2 separate regions of the Mus musculus genome follow, and region 2 is linked to region 1. The links are chromatin contacts, found by Hi-C or POLR2A ChIA-PET in ENCODE. All regions are on one chromosome and are shown on one strand. The core of a region is the stretch at or near the end of the contact, and the rest is flanking DNA. Distances in the headings are between cores, read along the strand shown. Region 1 overlaps Gm36193 (a long non-coding RNA gene). Region 2 overlaps Anxa13 (annexin A13).

Evidence for each region. A loop is a pair of places that touch in the nucleus more often than their neighbours do. ChIA-PET counts read pairs that join two places held with the same protein, here RNA polymerase II (POLR2A).
Region 2: a map of T-helper 2 cell shows a loop between it and region 1 (2.7-fold over the local background). The contact joins two enhancer-like sites. A Hi-C loop is called at or near these places in 2 of 37 maps with a recorded cell type or tissue (T-helper 17 cell and T-helper 2 cell). POLR2A ChIA-PET finds 5 or more read pairs at or near these places in 1 of 5 experiments (embryonic stem cell).

The regions. Positions count from the first base shown.
Region 1 is chr15:58,251,802-58,256,050 of GRCm38, forward strand. Gm36193 (a long non-coding RNA gene) reads left to right here. Exons shown (of 5, transcript XR_384118.2): 4 at 758-964; 5 at 1,309-1,550. Among named protein-coding and RNA genes, the nearest start is that of Gm36193, 8.0 kb to the left of the region's middle. Within about 2 kb of position 2,515, at least 1 of the 3 ENCODE cell types and tissues checked has a DNase peak (open chromatin) inside an H3K27ac peak, as active enhancers do.
Region 2 is chr15:58,341,383-58,345,082 of GRCm38, forward strand. It overlaps Anxa13 (annexin A13), which reads right to left. Exons shown (of 8, transcript NM_027211.2): 7 at 3,543-3,653; 8 at 82-611. The coding sequence ends at 492. Among named protein-coding and RNA genes, the nearest start is that of Klhl38, 19 kb to the left of the region's middle. Within about 2 kb of position 2,059, at least 3 of the 3 ENCODE cell types and tissues checked have a DNase peak (open chromatin) inside an H3K27ac peak, as active enhancers do.

The DNA of each region.
Region 1 (4,249 bases), core at 1,265-3,764:
AACTCAGAAGCTCCCTGTGTCTTTTCTTTCTTCCTTTTTGCTTCAGTGTTGGCTCAGGGTTGAGTGAATTCCTAAATAGTTTATGCTTTGAGTTCTTAGCTAATGACTGTACTGTTACAATAACTTTTAAGTGTTAAAAAAAGACCTTTCTGTTGGAGATATTTTCAAATATATGCAAATAAAAATATTATATAACCACAAACCACTTACCTGTCACTTCAGCTTCAACCGCTATCAGCATTCAGTCGAGGCAAGACTTTGAAAACCTTCAGTTTAACTGTTACTTTAAGTCTTCAAGGTTTTCTCTGTACTGTGCACTTTATAACGCACTTGAGTATGATGGTCTATCCTTCTGTTGGTTAGATTTAGAACCACTTATGACACCAACAAACCTTTTGTGTTGCTGGCCAGCTTTTCTGAAGACTTATCTAATTAAATCTGTGGATTGGGGGCAGACCCACCCTAAATATGGGTGGCACCATCCGAAGGTTTGGGGACTGCATGCATTAAAAGATAAGGAGCGAAAAGGCTCTCTCTCTGCTTCCTGACCATTGGAACTTGAACTTCTCTGCTCCATTGGATCATCCCTGTCACAATGACCCACTGCTCCAAAACTGAGCAAAATGCACCTTTCTCCCCTTTAGTTATTTCTGTTGGGTATTTTGGTCATAGCAATGAAGAGTGATACAAGCTATCCTATCTCATATATATAAATATACCACACAGGTGGACCGCAATTGAATCCCTTCCGTCCTAGGGTTTTCGATGAACTATTTAAGGAAGGATGCCCCACCTTGTAGGCAAGAAGCACATCCAGTGTGCACAGCTGATCCTGTACCCCTGCATTCTCATTGGCTGCCATTGCCTTTAAGGAGAGCTCTGCAAGGACCTACTGTCTACCTTCCTCTCTCTGCTCTGGAAATTGTTGTGAGTCCATGAAGAGTGCACACTGTGCACAGCACAGGTAGCGATCCATGTTTGCTCCTGCCCAAGGTCTTTTGGACATCCTTCCTGCTGTAGTTTCCCATCTGGGCTGTGATACCATGTTCTTAGGGGAGTCTTTGGTTCTGTCCAATTCAATCTGGGCTTTCTAGTGATGCGTTCTTACAGAATTGAGTCTTTCTTTTCTTTTACTCTTATCTTAATCTGTCACAATAGAGTCTTCTTGGTGATGGCGATATCTCTTCATCCCTTAAGAGTACACTCTCTAAGACTGCCACCTTTCCCACTGTCTGTGGAGTGCATGCGCGGGATATAACAGATGCCCCACCAATTGCGGACTAACTGAATGCTACTTTACTGTTCAAGGTTAAGACAGAACAACGGTAAAATGAGATCCCTGTAAACCAGCTGCTGGATGAATCATCACGGCATGCGAAGTTCAATACTGGAAGAGATAAGCAACAATGCAGGAAAACAACTCCAGTTCACAGGCAGTGCATGGTTAACTGCCAAACGAGCACTGTCTGAAGATGTCAAAAGCATCAGGTTCAAAGAGAGAACAACCTCTGTGGGCTGGGCTGGGCTGGCTTCAGACTGTATCATCTTTTGAAATATAAAAGCCACATGTGAACAAACATATTGATGTCCTGGAAGCTGAAATTCTTGCTCATGATAATGAGTGTAATTTAATTTCGAGTTACAAGAGTCTCTAGTTCGACCCTGGAGTCATGACGATCATGCAGAACTTCCCACATCGTTCCAGCATGGATGGAACCTGCCCTTTCTCAGGCTCAGAGTCAGGTCTCTGGCTTATCAGTGATAACTGTCCTCGGGCCTTGAATCAGTCCTTCCTCTGCCTGATTTCTCGAGTTCCGTCTCCCATGGTTTTGTGATAAGGGGCTTGTTTTGGGAATGATTTGGAACTTGTGGGCTGACATGTGGAGGCCAGCCTGACCTCTATAGGACCAGACTCTGGTACCTGAGGTCAGCTTTGTCTGCATCTGCCTTAGTTTCAGCACACACCCGTTTATTTCACTCTTTCCCACCCATCTTGCTTTAAAGCATCATCTTTATGAAGGCAAAGGTCCTTAACCAGGTTGTTGCCATGGAAACCTCAGCACACAGGGCTTGGCAGGTGTTTGGTACCTGCTTGTTGAGTGGAGAAGGGTGAGGTTCATGGCCCTGAGTGAAAGCACAGAGGCCAGAGGCTATCCACCTTGCTTCTCCTCTGCTTGTAACTTCAGGGTGAGGTATTGTCCTCTATCTCTTTATTTCCCTTGACATTACCCAACACCAGGTGCTTGCGTGCAGTCAATGTGAGTGGGCACCAATTAAGTGAAGTTAGAGAAGCCTGGGCAGTCATTTGGCCATGGGGTGAAGAGGAAGGAAAGGCAGGCATGAATGAGTTGACTGAAGTCCCTGTTCTCTTTTACCCTTTGTGCAATCTTGGGCAAATCACTAGACTTGAGGGCCTCAGCATACTCATCTGTGTGATGGGAATATTGGCAGCAGCAGTTGTTGTCCCAGGGCAGTTGTGAGGCAGCCTGACTGGGAAGAGGACTGTAAACAATGTAATGGCTGGAGATAAGCGTCATGGTGGACTCTTGCCAAGACCACTTGGAAAGGCTGGGGATTCCCACAGGGCAGTCAGCAGTGTCTTTGGCCTTCAGATGGACTCTGAGCCCGGAAGCTGAACTGGCTGAGTCAAGATGTCCAGGAGCTCCAGTTATCACTGCCCTTCTTTGCCCCACCCTCCTCTAGGCTCCTTCTGCTCGCTCACCTAACCTGGTGATGTGTCAGGCCAAATGTGGCCTGGTAGCCTGAGTTATCTGGAATCACCTTCCAAAACCATACCTGCATTTATGTGTCAGTGGAGGGAAGAAAAACAAGAGAGGGTACAGGGGATGCAGAAAATACGCACGCAAACAGTATTCTCCCCTCCACTACCAACCTTGAATTTGGCTTGTGGTTTCCCAAGGTTTTCTCCACTCAGTGCCAGCCTTGCAGAGAGAATGGAGATCTACTGGGTTTGGTTTGAGGGAAGCCAAAGACCCTCTCTCATTCTCTCAGATTGGCCTGGAATTTTCCCACCGGAACTTTTAGTTTGATGCTTGTATGTGCTCTGTGAAACATAATTTACCATTATTAACCTCTGAGTTTAGAGTGGAGGGTCAGGGACACAGAAGGGGTCATTTGGGGGGTTGGGAAGACACCGTTAGGAGCTATCTTGAAAGGATATCCTGGGGGTGGAACACCGTGTGAAGGCTTAGGGAAGGGACCGCAAGAACTCAGCCAAGGTTGAGGGGAGGGAGGATGGAAAAATTGAGACAGGGAGGTGGGAGCAAGAGGTGGAAGGCCTTGTTAAAAAAAAAAAAACAACCTAATTTCACCATAGGTCTGCACAGAGGGGCTGCTCTGCCTTAGCAAGCTCATTACTACTAATTAGTATTAGTGGAAATGTAGTTGATGTGTGCTTGTGTGTGATGGATGAATGCCTGCACATATGTGGCTCCCACCAGTGACGATGCAGAGGGAGGGCTTTTAAGATACCTTCCTCTCTCTGCTGTAATGTCATGAAGCAGCGTCTCTCCTTGAGCTCAAGATCACCATTTTGTCTAGACTGGCTGGATAGCAAGTTCCACCTGTCTCATGCCTCTCCATGCTGGCGTTAGAGACATGCCGGCTATGCCTGGTCCTTTCCTATGGAAACCAGGGATTCAAAATCAGTAAGCCAGGCACTCCTGCTTGCATAGCAAGCACTGCTATGCACTGGGCTATCTCCCCAGCCCGGAAATATAATTTACTTTTACTTAAACTGCAAGGTATCTTTAATGTTGTCAAAATAAAAATAGTCCTATTGATAAGTCAAATGTACTTTAATAATAGTGTTATAATTTTATGCATAAGGCAATATGGAGGCTTGCTCTGGGTTTCTCTGCTCCATGCTTTCTCCCAAGCCTATTAGTGACTGCTGCATGTGTGCTTGTGTGCACTCCTCTCTGGAGTGCAATAAATTCTGCAGGCTGAGCCACCTTTCTTAGCCCTCGGAGTCTCTTGGGATTTTTTGTTTGGTTGCTTGCTCTTCCTGCCCAGAGCTGAAGTGCTGTCTGAACTTTCATTTTGCTCCGGTTCCATCCTTTTTGCCTAGGGAGATAGAAAACCGTGTCTTCGTTATCAGCGCACCCCTCAAAGGGTGCCTTCTAATTGTTGAGTTGGATGGCACACAGCCAGCACACAATGCATTCTGTAGTGATTCAGAGTCCCAGAAAGAAAACACCCAGTCCTCTACCGCACACCTGTCTGTGGT
Region 2 (3,700 bases), core at 809-3,308, 89 kb after region 1:
TCAAGCCAATTTGGCAAAGCCGCTGATGGAGGCATAAACCATAACTGTAATTAACAGAAAGGCTTTGAAACTGAGCACACAGAAGGGGAAATGAGCAAACCGTTTAATCTTGTCTTTACGCCGCATTAGCCATTTAACCTCTGCTTTGGCTCTGTACATCTGGGAGGCATATAATTTTCTAAACATTTTATTATAAATGTTCGGGTTCTTCCCCCCACCAACTGCTGATTCCATTTGTGCTTAGAAAGCATTCGCTTCAAATGCTAAAGGGAGACTGGAAGGCAGGCAGTTCAGGTTCCTGCTAAGCCAGCATTCAAGGTGAACTGTTCAAGCCCTTGGAGGAGGCTGCTCCCGACTTCGACAATTTAGCCTTGGGGCTCCTTTTAAATCCATGAATAAACAATCCAGGGGGTGAAGGGTTTTCACCCATTTCCAAATTTGATTTGTTCCGAGGAAGAATCCTGCTATGGGGGTTTCTCCTCAGGCTTGGATCAGTGCAAGAGAGCTACCAGCAGTTTCCGGAAGTCCCCAGAGGTATCTGAGTGAACCATGTCAGAGAGAGACTTCTGATACTTCTCCTGGAACTTGGCCTTTATCCCCTGCAGGTCCACCTGTGGGAAGGATGACGACAACTACGTAGGTGACAGCATCCATGGTACGTGCGTTGTAAATGGCAAACACTCTCCTACGCCACCATACTCATTAATTATATCTTTAAACAGCCATCAGGAGCTAGGCTGGCATTATATTTACATTTGGAGGATAAGAAAAAGAAAGCCTACTTTAGCTCCCTAAAAATATGTGTTTCTTTATGTGTGTATGTATACACTTACTCATGCACATATTCCATTCAAATTTTATTTATGGGAGCTAAAATTTAAACTGCATACTTTTTAAAGTTTTAAAAAATGGCTTATTTATTTTTATTTTGTGTATACTAGTGTTTTGACTGCTTGCACATGTGTGTGAGGGTGTCAGATCCCCTGGAACTGGAGTTACAGAGATTTGTAAGCTGCCATGTGGGTGCTGAGAATTAAATCTGGGTCCTTTGGAAGAACAGCCAGGGCTCTTAACCTCTGAGCCTCCTAAACTGCATATATTTTCATTGTTACAAAACATTTTTCTTTTGAATGTCTTATAGGTGTTTGAAAAGGAGTCATTCTGGGCCACAGAGCTATATACAAACAGGTAGGTGGTTTTCCAAATCATAGTTTGACAGTGTTTGGTAGAAGGTAAGATGATTTTCCAGAGGTTTAAAATTAAGCATGGGGGGCTGGGGAGCTGGGGAGCCGGGGGGCCAGGGAGCTGGCTCAGCCATTAAGAACACTGACTGCTCTTCCAGAAGACCCAGTTTGATTTTCAGCACCCACATGGCAGCTCATAACTGTATCTGCAGTTCCAGATAGACACCCAAGGAATCCAATGCCCTCTTCCTGGGCATCAAGCATACATGTTGCATGGATTGATATACAGGCAAAACACCCACACACATTAAATTATATATATATTAAAAAGAAATGATTTCTTCCTTGTACCACATCAGGAGGAATAATGGTTCCAGTTATCACATTTCAAACTGATCACCATTTGTAGGACTTCTTCTGAGTCTAATTCATAGAAAGCTTAAGAACTCGGGGCAGAAGGGACATGGGGAGGAAAACAGACAAAACATTGTCCTGCTTCAGCCTCTTTCAGCTGCAAAGAGGAGAGCTACACCAGAAAAAAAAAAACAAAAAAAAAAAAAACAAAAACAAAACAAAACAAAAAAAAACCTTCCAGACTGGACAAAACAAGTCTTATAGAGAAACAAAGTTTAGTTTTCTGTTTGGTTTTGATTTTGGTTTTGGTTTGAGCTCTGCCTTGCACAGCAGGCCTAGAAACCATAGAGAAGCATCAGGCTCCCCTTCTCCTGTGTGTGGTTGTACTGAGAAAGAGAAGAGCGAAAGGTAGGAGAGGGTCAGGGAGTAAGGAGTTGTTTGCTGTGGATACTGCTCTCCATCAAGAGACTACTGGAGGACAGATGCTGCCCTGCTGGGCGTCCTCTGGCTGGCTGGATGCCCAGCCCTGGGGGAGGGGCAGGATGGAGCAGCTGGCATTTTTTTCTAGTCCAAGTGGAAGATTAGAGGATCCCCTAAACATATATGTGCTGGGCCCAAAGCGGTTCAGAGAGACTGACCACATATGGAGATGACCCACACTCACATGTGGTCCGTTTGGAGATGGAATTGAACATGGAATGCTGACAACCCATCTGATGGGACCCAATCTCTCACAGGGTCTATAGAACTCTGCTGCTCTCAAGAGTTCCCTGGAACTTCAGCAGGGGCTGAGTGGCTGAGAGCTGGAGAGACAAAGAAGGCAGAGCACCTGAAGGGAGGGAGAGAGACTCAGAACTGAGGAGAGAAAGCAAACTCTAGCAGAATAGCAAAGAAGCTGCTCACATGAATAAGGGGGGCATGGAGGAGGGGGAGAAATTCCAGGCACAGAAATAAAAAAACGAAAGAACTGCCTTGCTGCTGTGAAGCTATATTTAAGAACAACGTCAGCTGTTAAGCGCTTGTCGAAAGGCATGGGTCAGAATTTGGGTTGGTACCGCTCCCTCTCCACTGAACACTTTTTAAAAAAGATGTCTGTGGTTTTCAGCTGCTTGACTCCTTTCATTTCGCCAAGGCTTCTGCCACAGCAGCGGGGACAAGCCTGCCACTTCCCCTTCACCTCACTTCTGCTCACCAAGGCCTGACAGCCCCAGGCGCTCTCTGTGACACTTGCTTGCTGGCTGCTTCCAAGTTTCTGCCTACTCCGGCCCTTCTCTTTCCAAGACTCACATTCTTCTCTGAGAGGGGGTGCAGACTGCTCCTTAGGGAGCAAAAGAAGCCCCAGTCTTTTTATATATGAAGTACTAGTATTTGCATTGGAGCTCATAAGCAGATATTCAGTATTCTCTGTGCTGTTAAGTTTGGGTGAGGAAAGATAGTAATTTGAAAAAAAATAAGTGTCTAAAATAGCTCTTTGAGAGGGTCTGGATTGGAAAAAAAGAAGCCAAGAAACTGTTTTGTTGAAATTTTAGTTGGGGGGTGGGGTTGATTTTTTTTTGTTTGTTTGTTTGTTTTGTTATTCTGAAAAAAACTCATCCTTGTAAGGTGTGCTCCGTTAGATAAAGAGAGTGAGGAAGTCACTTGTGTCCTATCTCTGCTTGCTGCGGGGTGACCCCTTTCCAAGGCTCTGGATTGTTTTCCTTAAAATAGAGCTGGGTGTAGCTGTGCTACCTCGGAACAGCTCCAGCAGTTCCTCTTTACTGCGCCACCAGCTCTCTGGAGCCACCGATGACAAGAATAGAAGCAGCTCTCAGTATTGTATCTTAATAAAAGACAAGGAGAAGGCTGAAGTAGAGTCCAATGTGGTCTGCATATTCTGGGAAGGGAAGGGCTGTCTTTGTCTTACGGGGTTTTGAGAAATAGTCCAACGACAACAACAGTAACCAATGACATCAGTGGGAGGAAAAGATGTTGGAGTCCCCTTTTTTAGAGTCAAGTGTTTCTTACCTCTGCTCTGGTCACAATGATGCGAATTAATGTCTCCTCATCTGTCCCCATACCCTTCATGGCCTTGTATAGTAGGTCAGCAAAATAGCCCTCAAGGTCCTGGGCACATCTCACTAGGAGGGAGGGAAAAGGAGGATGTGAAATGTTCTCATAGTTTG